Regions from separate parts of the Homo sapiens genome. Here regions 1 and 3 are each linked to region 2. Evidence: read pairs that join two places in POLR2A ChIA-PET (ENCODE). Cell type or tissue: Panc1. All regions are shown on one strand. Each heading gives the region's core, and the rest is flanking DNA. Links, peaks and the distances in the headings are about the cores only.

What was found. Peaks named below come from ENCODE experiments on the same cell type or tissue, not always from the same donor. Only the 100,000 strongest peaks of a DNase experiment are listed, where the experiment ranks them.
Region 1: POLR2A ChIA-PET joins it to region 2 with 5 read pairs; 17 of 35 experiments call an interaction of 5 or more read pairs at or near these places.
Region 3: POLR2A ChIA-PET joins it to region 2 with 5 read pairs; 3 of 35 experiments call an interaction of 5 or more read pairs at or near these places.

The regions. Positions count from the first base shown.
Region 1 is chr9:72,415,931-72,421,330 of GRCh38, reverse strand. No RefSeq gene overlaps it. Among named protein-coding and RNA genes, the nearest start is that of ZFAND5, 53 kb to the right of the region's middle. In Panc1, for the core only: no CTCF peak of the experiment used is centred there; no DNase peak of the experiment used is centred there.
Region 2 is chr9:72,353,816-72,359,215 of GRCh38, reverse strand. ZFAND5 (zinc finger AN1-type containing 5) reads left to right here. Exons shown (of 7, transcript NM_001102420.3): 6 at 2,160-2,285; 7 at 3,115-5,400. The coding sequence ends at 3,263. Among named protein-coding and RNA genes, the nearest start is that of ZFAND5, 8.7 kb to the left of the region's middle. In Panc1, for the core only: no CTCF peak of the experiment used is centred there; no DNase peak of the experiment used is centred there; H3K27ac peaks cover 2,443 bases.
Region 3 is chr9:72,640,061-72,645,460 of GRCh38, reverse strand. All of the region lies in intron 4 of TMC1 (transmembrane channel like 1), which reads right to left. Among named protein-coding and RNA genes, the nearest start is that of TMC1, 120 kb to the right of the region's middle. In Panc1, for the core only: no CTCF peak of the experiment used is centred there; no DNase peak of the experiment used is centred there.

The DNA.
Region 1 (5,400 bases), core at 113-5,112, 62 kb before region 2:
GGGAACCAGCTAGACCCTTTTTCCCCCTTCAGTCTCTTCTGCCATGTGAGGACATAGCATTCATCCCTCTTTTGCCCTTTTCCCCTTTGCACCATGTGAGGACGCAGCAAGAAGGTCCTCAGCCAGACATCAAATGTGTAAGCACCTTGATCTTGGACTTCCCAGCCTCCAAAATCATATGAAATAAATTTTTGTTTTTTATAAATTACCCAGTCTCAGACACTTTGTTATAGCAGCATAAAAAGACTAAGACAGGCTGCTGCTTAAAATGACAAGGGAGAAAAGAAATCAAGTCTAATGCACTCTTTTTGAGCAACTTCTCAAAAAGTGGGCACACTTGACTCACATTTCTATGTTCCTGTTTTGTCTACACTTTTTATTTGATACCATGGAGCAGTCTGAAGCACACCCTTCCTCCTGCCTTTCCAGCACCCAAACCCCTGGCTTCAAATGGCTCATTTTATACATCTTCAGCCCACAGCCCTAGTCTGACCTCTCCCACCATATCAGCTCAATTATGCACAATACTGCTGTGCTGTGTAGATTTGTTCAACAATGTTATGATCTGAGCTCCTTGGGGAAAGGATCTTGTCATTTCTACTTCTACTTTGCAAGGTACCATGTGTATTGCCAACACTTTATAAACAATAATAATGTGTTAAAGGTGGATTTTCTATGTGTTCAAGTTACTAAATGAAAAATGACACCTTCTATTTCTAATGTTAATGCCCTTATCTACTAACACTCATTTCATATTTGCTGGAGAAAGGAAACATCTCATTTTAATTCAAATCTATTCTGGCGATCTTTGGAAATGAGGGTCACCCTCAAGAGTTTAAACTTACATATCAGGTCATTGTGAAAAAATTTCAAAAACCTATATCTCCTTCCAGTAATTATTTTAACTATAAAGCTCTTTCTTACAAACAGGCAGCCCAAATTTGATAAATGCTTGTTGAGCAAATAAACAAATGAGACTAAAATGAACCTCATGACAAGACTAAGAGATAAGAAGAACTGGTGATTATTTTCCCATTTTACCACACCGAAAATTGGTCTTTTTATTTTATTTTAACATTGTGTATGTGATAGGGTCTTGCTCTGTCGCCCAGGCTGGAGTGCTGTGGTGCAATCACAGCTCACTACAGCTCCAACCTCCTGGGCTCAAGTGGGCCCCTGCTTGAGCCTCCTAAGTAGAGGAGACTATAGGGTGGGCCACCAGGCCTGGCTAATTTTTTTTTTTTTTTTTTTTTTTTTTTAGAGATAGGGTCTCCCTATGTTGCCCAGGTTGGTCTTGAACTCCTGAGTTCAAGTGATCCTGCTGCCTCAGCCTCCCAAAGTGTTGGGATTACAGGCACGAGCCACTTGCCCTTGGTCAAAAATCAGTGCTTTAAAATGGATGTTTCATGGTCATGAATTAAATTCGGGTCTCTTGACTCCAAGTTCTAGTCAGATTTATTTGATGATTTTATCTCTCTTTTTTTTTTTTGAAATGGAGTTTCACTCTTATTACCCGGGCTAGAGTGCAATGGCATGATCTTGGCTCACTGCAACCTCCACTTCCTGAGTTGAAGCGATTCTCCTGCCTCAGCCTCCTGAGTAGCTGCGATTACAGGTGCCCACCACCACGCCTGGCTAATTTTTGTATTTTTAGTAGAGATGGGGTTTCACCATATTGGCCAGGCTGGTCTCAAACTCCTGGCCTCAGGTAATCCACCTGCCTTGGCCTCCCAAACTGCTGGGATTACAGGTGTGAGCCACCACACCCAGCCAATGATTACATCTTTACATCAGCATTTCACAAACTTTAGTGATGTGCATACCACCTTCAAGATTTTGCCACATCTATATAACTTCTATGCTTTTAATTTCATTTTTCTTTAACTCATTTCGTCTATATTATAATAGATAACTCTACTTTTTAATGTTCATGTATACCTTAAGTCAGTGTACAAATGCTGACACAGCCTCAGCCAGGCTCATTACTTGCACCAGCTCCCCCTAAGCCACCAACCTTGCCTCCTCCAACACACTCCTAACGCTGACTGAAAGCAGCTAATATAAGGAAGAAGTCTCTTTCATGCTTCTGCCACTTTCTAGGTCTTCTCTGAAGGCATTCTCTCCTTTCTGGGCCTTAGGAAGATCGAACAAGCTTTGATACAAAGCTCTCCTCATGAACTGAGATAAGAAAAAGTAGTATTTGCAGTTCTATCTGCTGGGACTGACTGGGTGCCAATAGTGGGAAACTCTTTCCTCTGCTAGGATAGTGGACAGTGGGTATTTGTATCACCTAAGCCTCTTAGATACAGTCCACAACCTCCCTCTCTCCAATCTATCTCTTTCTTTCCATTTCTATTACACCTTCTCTAATTAAGGCCTTTATCCTCTTATACCTGGATTCATACAAGAGCATCCTGATTGATGTCCCAGTCTCTTGCCTCTCTCTGACCCTATCCGTATACCCCAGCCTTCTGCAAGCTGCTTTCAGATAACTTTCCTGCTTATATCTTCTCAAAGACCATTCCCCCAGCCCCATCCCACCTAACACCCCGCTGTTGAGAAGAAAACAATGAAGACTCTAGAAAATCAAGGAAAGAGAAGTCCTCGCACTCTTTCTGCTCGCACATTTGAGTGTAGCACACATCTGTGATCCTTTACTCCATCCTGTTGATTGAGCTCAACCTTAAAAATGACTTCCAGAAAGTCAAACTGGGCTTAGTACACTCAAAATGGATTGTTTAGCACCTCATATGTATCCAAGATGGATATTCATCTATTCATCTGGCTTGTCTCAGAATTACTATACTAGTTGTTAAGATATCAAAGTATTTCTCCACCAGTTGGTAAACAGCCACTACTTCTAGCACCCCAGTTGTCTTTCCACAGGCCCAGTGGACCTGGTCCCTCAACTCCCCACATTCTCACAACTAAAGCATAACAGAGGCAGGGTGTGGTGGCTCACGCTTATAATCCCAGCACTTTGGGAGGCCGAGGCAGGAGGATCACCTGAGGTCAGGAGTTCGAGACTAGCTTGGCCAGCATGGCAAAACCCTGTCTCTACGAAAAATACAAAAATTAGCTGGGCATGGTGGTGCACGCCTGTAATCCCAGCTACTCCAGAGGCTGAGACAGGAGAATTGCTTGAACCCAGGAGGCGGAGGTAGCAGTGAGCCAAGATCGCGCCACTGCATTACAGCCTGGGTGACAAAGAAAGACTCTGTCTCAAAAAACAAAACAAAACAAAACAAAACTAATACAATTATCCTTTTGTGACAATTGATCAAGTAAGAACTGAAACTTAAAAGTTGGATCAGAAGTTGAGAGAGGGCCAGGCAGCAGGCAGATCCCTTGAGTTCAGGAATTCAAGGCCAGCCTGGGCAACAGAGTGAGACCCCATCTACTCTTAAAAAAGATATATATATATATATATATATATATATATATATATATATATATATATATTTATTTATTTATATTTATTTATATATATATTTATATATACACACACACACACACACACACACACACACACAAATTAGCTAAGTATGGTGGCACATGCCTGTAGTCCCAGCTACTCAGGAGGCTGAGGTGAGAGGTTGGCTTGAGCCCCAGGCTGAGATTTCACCAGGCTGCACTCCACCCTGGGTGACAGAGCCAGACCCTCTCTCTCTCTCTCTCTCTCTCTCTCTCTCTCTCTCTCTCTCTCTCTCTCTCACACACACACACACACACACACACACACGCACAAAGGAAGAAATTGAGAGGGACACCTTCATTCCTAAGGACAATTATTATGCATATTCAAATGCAAGCTGATGGCTATTTACTACAGAATTTTTAGAAACAGTGAAACTTTGAAACTACAGCCAACTACAATCTTGATCTAATAATCTAGGAATTCTTTGAAATTTCCATTCACACACCTCTCATAATAGGAAGAACAATTATGGAGCCCCTCAATTCTAATTTCATAGAACAGGCTATTCTTCTGCCTCCCTTTGTCCATATTCCTCTGATAATAGTTTAAGAACCATCATCATATTTCTACCCTCCCAATTTTTAAAAAAATATTTTCCTTGCTGAGGCACTTTCAGATGAGGATATAGAAAGGACTCACTTTTTGATAATGCTTAAAAATAAAATTTGTATGTGAGGTAATGGTTACATTAATTAGTTGGATTTAGCCATTCCACAACAAATACATATATCAAAACATCATGTTGTATATTATAAACATATGCAATTTTTATTTTTCAATTAAATATTAAAAAGAAGATACATGTCTCAATTATAATTTTATTAGACTCGTTAAAGTCTAATTTTATTAAATTTTATAGACTCTTCAATAAATCAGTTATTTTCACAAACAAATATATATATATATATATATATTAGCAGAAGTGTTGGCATCATGGAATCTGGATCCAAGGGCTGGCTTTCCCCTTGGTCACCAGTTTGAGCTTGGGTGTATTACCTAACCTCTCGAGATCTTAGTTTTATCATTTGGAAAAGCATCCTTTATTCATTCAAGGCCAGGCGCAGTGGCTCATGCCTGCAATACCAACACTTTCAGAGGCCAAGGTGGGAGGATCACCTGAGGTCAGGAGTTCAAGACCAGCCTGGCCAACATGATGAAACCCCATCTCTACTAAAAATACAAAAATTAGCCAGGTGTGGTGGCACACGCCTGTAGTTCCAGCTACTACGGAGAATTGCTTGAACCCGGGAGGCAGAGGTTGCAGTAAGCTGAGATAGCACCACTGCACTCCAGCCTGGGTAACAGAATGAGATCCTGTCCCAAAAAAAAGTCATCTTTTATTCATTCAATACATATGGACTGAACAAATCAAATGTTCTAAGCCTGTACTTGGAACTAGAGAGATAGTGGTGAACAAGATATAACTTTTCAAGGGAATGGATATCAAATAATTACACAAACAAGTATTGAATTGACATGGCAACAAATGCCAAGGACAAAGTGATGAGCAAGAATTGAGTGTAGATGACATGGCAACTGATGTAGTCCCCTAGAAAACTGTCGGGAGGACAGATAATTCTTCCTAGAGGAAGTCACTTTTAGAGTGAGATTTGAAAGGCTAAGAAGGTGGTCAGACAGGAAGGAGGGAAAGGGAAAACAGTTCTCAGCATAGGGAAAGACTTTGGCATGGTAAGGAACTCAATAGTATATTACGAAATACTTAAAGAAGACTAAGTTGGTTGAGAAGGGAGTTTCAGGTGAGGCTGAAGACATAGGCAGAGCCTACATGAAGGATTTGTTGGAATTCAGAACTCATTCTAAAGATAATGAGAATAATTGATGAGTTTCAAGTAGGTGCAAGATAAGAAGAAATTGAAATTTAAGAATATTGTATGTTTCAATGAGAATGCATATAAAGTGTT
Region 2 (5,400 bases), core at 212-5,211:
CTTCTCTGCTCATCCCCTGCACTACCCTTGTGCATAATGGGCAAAGTCTGTAATCTGGAGATTGGATGTGTTAAAAACTTGATGAAGTTAAATTTCAAGGGTATAAGGAATAATTTTATAACCAAAAGCAGTAACTTTAGTTTTGATATTGTCAATGTTGTGGAAAACTTTTAAGTAGAACAACATATTTGAACACTAGAACTTATTTGAAGTACAATATTCCTATCATATTTTGTGGGAGTTTGAAACTCAGTGTGGAAAGGCATTTTGGTTTTCATGAGATATGGTGACTTTGGAAACTTTGCTTATATAGCACAACCAGAAGTGCCCTGATGGTGGAAGAAGACTGACTTGAATTACCTGTACTAGGCCCTAGAACAAAAAGATTTCTGTGCTTTATATAGTGCACGTAGCTTATTTTATCAATTTGTTCTTTTTTGGCAGAGTGCTGATTAAATGCAATATAAAACTTCTGTTGTGAAAAAATACTGTCAGTGGTTATACAGTCTGCTTTGGAGGCTGGCTTTTGCTAACAGCAGTCAAGTTTGTTTATTGTATTAATCTTACAAAGTTAAGGCCAAATTCTCAAGTTTGGCAGGTGAATCTATATTTGGCATTTTGAAATGAGCTCCATCCTTAAACTGACCACATTAGTTTGCCCGTGATGCCTTTGTTTGGGTTTTTGTTTTTGGTTTTGGTTTTTAAATACAAAATTACTCTGACCTTGGAAGAATAGTCTTGGGTTAGAGCTAGTCTGCATTTATTATTACTTAGTAGGCATTCTGTGATTCACTGCTATTTGCCTTTTCTGTGTCATTTTCTTATTCCCCCTTCTTCCCTTGTCTCAGGAGCCGTAGTTCATTTTTCAGATGTGGCCAAAGAAATGGCTGACACCCTCCCTCTACCCCATACAACTATTCCCCTAGATTATTCTTTATCCTCATGACATCAGGATAAACATTAATGTTGTCACAGTAGCAGTAGGTAGAATATTGTTCGTTTAGTCTAATATTAGGCTATTTCTCCCAGTAGATTCATTGCTAATGCAATTGAATTATAAATTTGGGCAGAGTTTTAGAGAAAATTGCCATTAAATCAATCAGCTTGTTGTAGGAGCTTGTCTATATGCTAATAGCATTGGTGCTGGCATATTTGGGCAGTAATTTCAGCATTGCATACATAAATTTGCTATTGTTACATTTGGATTAATATTAAAACCTGAGTTTATAGTGTTTCAGGTGTAGTTGAATTATATGTAAGTAGATATAAATTTTGTTATTTTTGTGTTAAAGAACTAGTGGCAGTGTGGGCTTTAGTACAGTAATGTATTTTTTGTTCATTGTGAGAAATTTTATTGATGCCATGTGTACACTGAAACTTAAAGCCTTTTTAGGTGGAGAAACGGTGGGACTGTTTGTAGATGCTATCTCTGTCGATAGTGGATGCCCATTTTAGATAAGATTCTTGTTCTGCCTGTGGAATCCTTAATAGTTTAAAATCAATACTTCTCGAGTAGTTTCTAAAGACTGTTTGCCGATCTGTTTTTAAAACCAAGGTTTAAAAAAATCTTTCAAGTCTTCCTATGATGTTTAGTGCACCTGTGAAAATGGTAAAATGATTGTTTTGGAATTTTTGGATCTGACGTTGATTTAGGGATGAATGGTTTGAGTTTTATTTGTCAAAATTTGCTGTTTTTATATCTACAGGATTTTTTTTCCTATAAGCATAAAATCAAAGTTGGCTACTGTTATTTACTGTGATGTAATGAATTTGAACTGCCCTGATTGAAAAGTTTGCATTTAGGAAATTATAACGTGGAAAAACTGAGCATATGATTAACATCTCCCAGCTCTTTAAAACAGAATTAGGATTTTGTTTTTAGTACTGGCTGTTACCAGTGTTTTAAAGGAATTTCTTGAGTGAAGCGATCATTTTACAAAATTAGAGAAGCAAGTAGTATGGTGATTGGCAGGAATTTCTCAGATTTGAATCAAGTTCTGATGTTAAAATGGAAGATTCTGTTTAAAGCTTGTATTTTCAAGGAATACTTATAAACATTTTTATCAGGCATCTTCCTGTTTCTCTTAAATACTTCCTTTTTTGACTTAAAAATGTTAGCCAGTGAATGCTTGACAAATTTGTGTTTTTGTCCTTTTCAGTTGTCACTCAGCCCAGTCCATCAGTTTCTCAGCCCAGTACTTCTCAGAGTGAAGAAAAAGCTCCTGAATTGCCCAAACCAAAGAAAAACAGATGTTTCATGTGCAGAAAGAAAGTTGGTCTTACAGGTATTACAAAACACAAGACAATGTATGTTTTACTTCTGCAGTTAACAAGGAGCTTTTGGTCACTCCCTAAGAGACTAGTTGGTCTTACACATAAAAAAAAAAAAAAAGCCTGACTAGCTGTAGTCTAGGAAAGGTGGAGGAGGTGGTATTGGGGTGGAAAGAAGTTGGGTTTTACTTCCATTTGTCTCCTAATCATATAAAACTATTAACTCAGGCCCTCTTATTTTATTAGATTGATAAAAAGTTTTTGTATACCTAGGGAAAATGTTACTGAACTAACAGTAAGCGCCACCTACTTTGAGCTATGCAGGGAATGTTCTTGGTGCTTTTTTTCTTGTCTCCTTCAAATCTCAGACCTTGATGGTTGTTTTCACTTGAGGAAGCATTACTTAAGATATGGTAGGACTGTGTTTTGAATCCAGCTTAGCCTAACTCCAGAGCCTGTGTAAATTTTATCCTGCGTTGCATCTACAGGAGTCGATAGAGGGAGAGCATCTGGGAGAAATTAGCTGGCAGATAGCCCATTTTGTTTTCTCCACGTGGTTTGGCTTACCAAACACTTCGCTATTGCCCTTGCAAGGAAAGACTGAACATAGTTATTTGAATTTCTCACCATGTCAAAGGAAGTTAAAAGTTCCTTTTCCAGGTTAACGTGATAGACTCTGTAAGAGTTGACTGTGTCTTATCACCAGGAAGTGGAAGAAAAGAGTTCACTGTCTTTTATGTTACAAAGCAATGAAAATCTGGTTCCTTTTCTATAGTGACTAAGGCTTTTTTTTCTTTTAATTGCCTCAAGTTCTCAAATGACTCTACTTCTTCGTTTGTACAGGGTTTGACTGCCGATGTGGAAATTTGTTTTGTGGACTTCACCGTTACTCTGACAAGCACAACTGTCCGTATGATTACAAAGCAGAAGCTGCAGCAAAAATCAGAAAAGAGAATCCAGTTGTTGTGGCTGAAAAAATTCAGAGAATATAAATTACTTCTTGTGAAGAGACTGAAACTTTGTTTTTATTTTAATATATCGTAGGAAAACATTAAAGAGCAGATGCATGGCCATTTTTCTTTGATGTTCTCCAGAGTTTTACATTACACTTGTCTGTCTTATAATTGATATTTTAGGATGTTTGGGTGTTTGTTACAGGCAGAATTGGATAGATACAGCCCTACAAATGTATATGCCCTCCCCTGAAAAAAATTGGATGAAAATCTGCACAGCAAAGTGAAACACACAGATAATAGGAACAAAATGTAGTTCCCATGTGCCAAACAAAATAAATGAAATCTCTGCATGTTTGCAGCATATCTGCCTTTTGGGAATGTAATCAAGGTATAATCTTTGGCTAGTGTTATGTGCCTGTATTTTTTTAAAATGGTACACCAGAAAAGGACTGGCAGTCTACTTCTACCATAGTTAAACTTCACCCTCTTTAATTTCACAACATATTCTTTGGAAGCAGGAAGAAATGCTCATAAAGAGGATCAGACCTTCTTTCCCGTGAAACCAGTATTTGGCGCCATATATAAGCCTGGTTAAATTGGTCATCTAAAGCTGTCAAATAAGACATTCTGTGAAAGGTAAACATCGAAACTGGTTATAAGTAAAACCATCAAGCCAACAACAGGGTCTTGAGATAACCTTTGAAGCTTATTGTACTGGCCTGCACCAGAAGATGTCTGCATTACTCATTGCTAAAAATGTGTAGCACAGAACTGCACTAGGATTAATTTGTTTACAAGAAGAAATTTAAACTCTACGTTTGGTTTTCACATACAGCAGCTCTATTGAATAACATGCATCTGAATTTTAAGTTGCAAAGGTATCTGAATAATTTTTCATGTGCATCTTTTGTCGAATGTTTTGGTTCAAGAAAGAATGTTTAAAGCTTTTTAAAAGACTTCAGTTCTTAATGTAACTGTACCCTTCTGCATGGAAAATCATAACCAACATGGCTGCAGTAGACTTCTTAGTGGTATCCAGCACCACTTGCAGAGGGCTGCTTTATCATATTGTACTTGGGTGTAGGACTCTAGTGTTCTTGGGTGTATTGCATGGGCTGCATTATCTACAGCATTGTACAATAACAACTAGAAAAGGCAGTATACTTCACTGATGCTTGTCTGGTAATAATCACTTCTGTGTTATAATGGAAGGTTTTTTGTGATGTATGAAACTTGTGTTTTTTATATATAAATGAGTATAGTTAGTGTTGTGGTAATGCCTGTTTTCATCTGTAAATAGTTAAGTATGTACACGAGGCACTACTTCTGATTTATTGCAATGTTCAGTCCTAGTTTTTACTTTTATTCTTAAAGCATTCAGTTTTGCTTTCAATTTTATGTACCTTAGTTCTGAGTTAGACCTGCAGATGTGTACAGATAGTTCATATTTATGTATTGCACATAATCATGCTATTCAGCATTGATGCTATATTGTATTATGTAAATAATAAAAGCCATGTACAGAGGGAAACTTCACTTGTTCATTGGGTTTTTAAGCCATAGTTGGAGTCCTAAAGGGGGAAAATTAGAAAATGTTACTTTACATGGCTATATAATTTTTTTTCCTTTGCCATCGCTGAACTTGTTCAAGTGATAATCAAGAGATATTAGAAGCATTTGCAGGTATGATACCTGATAGGCAGTTTATTTTTGAAGAATTCAATAGGCACCTTTGGGATTAAAACAATTTTAAAATTTGAGAAAGATGAAATTTGAACAATTATGGCCTACCTCGCTTCTCCATGTTGTAAAAGATGATGTTTTATGACAATTCTGAAGAAGAAAGTAGGTATGACTTAGTTTACAAAAAGAGTTCTGTTTTATTTCTGTTTTGGGTTTGGCTCTAATACAGAGATTCACCCATGGACTTGGTCTCTGTAGCGTTTATGCCAGATCATAAAGAACAAGGGGTGACAGGTACATGTTGACTTTACCTGGGGTAAATGATTACCAGAGTGCAACTGTTGCTTCTCTGTGATGGAGTTTGGGGTGGAAATACCCTAGTTTTATCTGTCAGTTCTTTGCATGCTGCTACTTTTGCTTCAAGTTAGGGAGGTACATATGTATGTCAAAGTTCCTATACTGACATAGGGTAGTATTTCTCTGAATATGA
Region 3 (5,400 bases), core at 118-5,117, 290 kb before region 2:
ACTTCCACCTCTTGGTAGCCATTGTTTTGATTGTGCTTTGGCTTCAGGGTCATACTGATAATCCATGTTTCATCTCCTATTAATGTTCTTTTAAGAAATCTTTCTGGACCTTGATCCCACTTGTTTAAAATTTCCGTCAAAAGCTCTACTCTTGCCTGCAGCTGATCTGGGCACAATGGTTTTGGCACCCATAGAGTGGAAACTTTGGCCAATTTTAATTTTTCAGTCAGAATTGTGTAAGCTGAGCCAGTTGAGGTGTATATGGTTGTGGCTATTACTTGTGCTGTTAATCATCAGTGCTCTTCAATTAAGACACAAACAAGATGAATTTTTTTCCTATCAATTAATGTGGATGGTCTGCTGCTGTGGGCTTCGACTTCAACATCATATCATCTGTTCTTAAAATGAGTTATCTGTTTGATAATGTGACATTTTCCCCATAAATTTTTCATAAAGCATCAATGATTTCACCCTTTTTTCACCCACGCTTCACGATAAATTTGATATTTGTTCTTGCTTCAATTTTATCAGAATTCATGTTGCTCTGATAGGGGCTGTTTTTAAATTGATGATTTATCCTTTTTAGTGCCTCAAACTAGCTCCTGTTCACACATATTATAACAAGTTAGTACACATTTACTTTGATGCAAAAGAATTTTGAAAATTTTAAAATTCCATACCTTTTGTTATAATACACATTTTCCATGTACTTTTTGATTAATGCAAATTACTTGGAATAGGAAAATGCAACCTTGAAAAGGAAGAAAATAGCAGACTTTTACTACCTAACTTTAAGACTTTATTAACTACAGTTATCAGGACAGTGTAGCATTGGCATCAACATAGATGAATCACTGAAACAGAAAAGAGAATTCAGAAATAGACTCACACATATATAGGCAAATGATTCACAACAAAGGTACAAAGACAATTTAATGGAGAAATTAGTCTTTTCAATAAATAGTGCTGGAACAATCAGTTTTCCACATATTAAAAAAAAATCTTCAATCTGCATCTTATACCATATACAAAAATTAACTCAAAATGGACCATAGACCCAAATGTAAAACCTAAAACTATAAAACTTCTAGAAGAAAACACATAAGGCTATGGGTTAGGCAGATTTTTTTTTAGATATAACACCAAATGTCCAATCCACAAAATAAAAAAAAACATAAAGTGAACTTTATAAAATTAAGAGCATCTGCTCTTCAAAAGACTGCTAGGAGAATGAAAAGACAATCACAGACTGGGAGAAAATATTTGCAAATCATACATTTGTTAAAGGATTTGTATCCAGAATATATATAGCACTCTCCAAAGTTACTAATAAGAAAACAAACAGTCCAATAAAAAATGTATCAATTATTAAACAGATATTTGACCAAGGAAGATAATGATAGCAAATAAACAAAAGTAAAGACACAACATAACTAGACACTAGGGAAATGCAAATTAAAACAACAGTGAGATATCACTACACATTTATTAAAATGGCTAAAATTGCAAGACTGACTATAGCAAGTGTTGGAAGGGGGATGGTGAAGAACTAGAACTCTCATACACTGCTGCCAGGAATGTAAAATGGTACACACTTTGGACAACAATTTGGCAATTTCTTTAAAAGTTAAACATACATCTACCATATGACTTAGGCATTCTACTCTAAGACATTTACCCAAGAGAAATGAAAGCATATGTCCCTATACAGACTTCCACATGAATCTTTGTCACAGCCAAAACTGGAAATAATGCAATGTCCATTCACAAATGAATAAATTGCAATGTATTCATGTAATTGAATGCTAATTTGTAATAATACAGAATGAACTATTGATACACACAAAAACTGATATGAATGGCAAAATAATTGTGCTGCATGAAAGAAGCCAGACAAAAAAAAGAGCACATGCTATATGATTTAATTTACATAAAATTCTAGAAAATGCAGTGACACAAAGCAGATCAGATGGAAGGAGGGAAGAATAACATAAAGACACAAGGAAACTGAGATATGTTATTACCTTGAAAGTGTTGATGGTTTCATTGTGTATACATATGGCAAACTTTTCAAGTTGTAAATGAGTATGTGTAGTTTACTGCATATCAATTTCTTTCCCTCCACAGGGCTGTTTCTCCATGTGAATGTATATGAGTTTTATCTCAATAGAGCTATTGAAATACAAGCCATGCATGGGCCCAAATGAGAGTATGTTATGAAATAAACATCAAGATTAATCTACTTCTGTACATGTGATATCTAAAAAAGCGGGAAAGTTGGAAGGAGAGAAAAAAGGCAGAATAAAAGGAGGAAGAAGAAAAAAAGAAAGGAAGGAAGGAGGGAGGAAAGGAGAAGAAAGGAAGGAAAAAACCTTTGAAAATTAGATAGAAACAATCTAAATACATATAACAACGTGAATAAGTCAAATTATTTGTGCTCAGTGAAAGAAGCCTGTCTCAAAAGGCTACATACAGTAGTGTTCCATTTATTTGACACTCTTGAAAAGGCAAAACTATAGACAGGAAATTTATTAGCGATTGTCAGGAGCTAGGAGAATTAACCACAAAGAGGCTTGAGAGAATTTTGGAGGGGAGACGAGAGAATTATTCTATATCTTGTCTACAGTGATTGTCACACTAATGTAGGTGTTTGTTAAAACTCATAGAACTTAAAGGGTTTATTTATTACATCTGAATTATATCTGAACAAATCTGACTACGAAGAAAAAGTAGAAAAACAATACTTCTTGGCTTAACCTTGGGCTGTAGTTATTTTTCTCTGCCTATATTGAGTCTTTTTAAAAATTGAATTGACAATATAAAATGTTTAAAAATTTCATACAAATTTTTGGATTTCTGACTTTTCTTTAAAAATATGTGACAAACCATACTCACATTTTTACATGGCAATAATCTTCTGTGGCTAAATAGGCAGCAGTTTCCTCTGCAGGCATGCAGTCAATCCCTACCTGATAGCTTTACTATTTAAGGCATATTGCCTGTCCAATCCCTAGAGATATTTACGTTTAAGTTCTTGCCTTAAACTCATGTTAACCAACACCTTTACTAGCATAATCTGTTCCCTAGTCATGAATAAATCTGTCTATAGGAATGAAACAGGAAGTGTGTGATGACAATAGAACCAGAGGCATAGGGACCACTGGGGCCCTATAATATGTAGTTAGGACACAGATCATAAGATCCTGGAATAGAGAATTTGCAGCTTGAGACTAATATACAGAAAATCACAGCTGAGCATCTTAAGGAGAAAATAAACCAGCCAAATTCTGGGTGTTATTTCATCTACTTCGTGAAGTCCTTAATCACCAAAATCTAAGATCTGGGGCCAGGCACAGTGGCTCACTCCTGTAATCCCAGCACCTTGGGAGGCCAAGGCAGGCGGATCATGAGGTCAGGAGTTCGAAACCAGCCTGGCCACTATCATGAAACCCTGTCTCTACTAAAAATACAAAAAATTAGCCGGGAGTGGTGGCTCACGCCTGTAATCCTAGCTACTCAGGAGGCTGCGGGAGGAGAATCACTTGAACCCGGGAGGTGGAGAGTGCAGTGAGCCGAGATCGCACCACTGCACTCCAGCCTGGGCAATAGAGCGAGACTGTCTCTCAAAAAAAAAAAAAAAAAAAAAAAAAGATTTGGGACTACCTTATAAGCATATTTTTATTTCCGATAGTGAACACAGTGGCTCACATATATTAATAATAAGTTGTCCATAATTGTTGTCTGGAAAGAAAACGAAGGAGATCAACAGGTAAAGGATCCAAGAAGGAGGGATGAATGCACGGGCACAAGGTTTCTGCAGTTGTTCAGGACCTTGGGGACAGAAGGATCCTGTGCTTCATTGACTGTTCCACTGTTGCCATCTGGAAATTCTTAATAATTTTTGAACAAAGGACCCTACTTTTGGCACTAAGTTCCACAAATTACATAGCCTGGACTAAATCCAGGAGTTTGTAGACCCATTATTGAGCTTTTTCTACTGGAGGACAGTGAAGAGGACTGTTTTTGACACAGTGCATATATTTGGCATTGTCATAAAGTCCAGGGTGAGGCTGGGCGTAGTGGCTCACGCCTGCTATCCCAGCATTTTGGGAGGCCAAGGCAGGTGGATCACTTGAGGTCAGGAGTTAAAACAAGCCTAGCCAACATGGTAAAGCACCATCTCTACTAAAAATACAAAAATTAGTTGGGCATGGTGGCTCATGCCTGTAATCTCAGCTACTCAGGAGGTTTAGGCAGGAGGATCATTTGAACCCAGGAGGCGGAGGTTTCAGTGAGCTGAGATTGCACCACTGCATTCCAGACTGGGCAACAGAGTGAGGCCCTGTCTTAAAAAGAAAAAATAAATAAATAAAACTGCCACATAAGTGTCATTGGTTTAGGCTATTAGGCTATACCCACAAACATAATTTTGACCACCATATATCTAGTCCATATTGTCTGCCACATGAAAAGATGGACACATCTAGCAAATTTCTTTACATTTTCATTCATAATCAAATCTCAACTAAAGGCCAGGCACCGTGGCTCACACCTGTAATCCCAGCACTTTGGGAGGCCGAGGCGGGTGGATCATGAGGTCAGGAGATTGAGATCATCCTGGCTAACACAGTGAAACCCTGTCTCTACTAAAAATACAAAAAATTAGCCAGGCGTAGTGGCGGGCGCCTGTAGTCCCAGCTACCCGGGAGGTGAGGCAGGAGAATGGTGTGAACCTGGGAGGCAGAGCTTGCAGTGAGCCGAGGTCGCGCCACTGCACTCCAGCCTGGGCGACAGAGCGGCACTCCGTCTCAAAAAAAAAAACAAAAAACAAAAAACAAAAAAACAAATCCCAAGTAAAAACCATTTTGAGATAAAGGGTAAAAAAAGAGACAAAGACTTGTGGTTTCATTTCCTAAATGTTGCCTGATTCTTGACATACAGCAGGTAAGAGGAGATTGGCACTGGAATAACTATACCTATCTTAAGTGCATGTCCCCATACTTGGAAAGCTTACTGTCATTCAGGCTGCTCACCCCCATGATGATGCCTGGATAGCTTAGATGCCTAAATCAAGAGATGAGTGATGACTACACTGGAGCCTTTGCATCACGATTCTTTACAATAAAGGATTGGCGACCATAAAATTTATCCTCCACATCACATACTTTTGAGTGCTAAAATGTTAAGTTGGAGAAAACTGGAACAATAGATATTAAACAGGATTCTCACAGGCCAGCCATGACAAGTGGTCATCCTAACTATATTATCACACCATAATACAAGCATCCCATTAGACTTTAGTAGTACCAATATACAACATTAGTAAAAATGACAGTCACAAAGACATTACCAAACATGTATCAAGTGCTTTTTCTGTGCTGGGCACTGTGTTAAGCACTT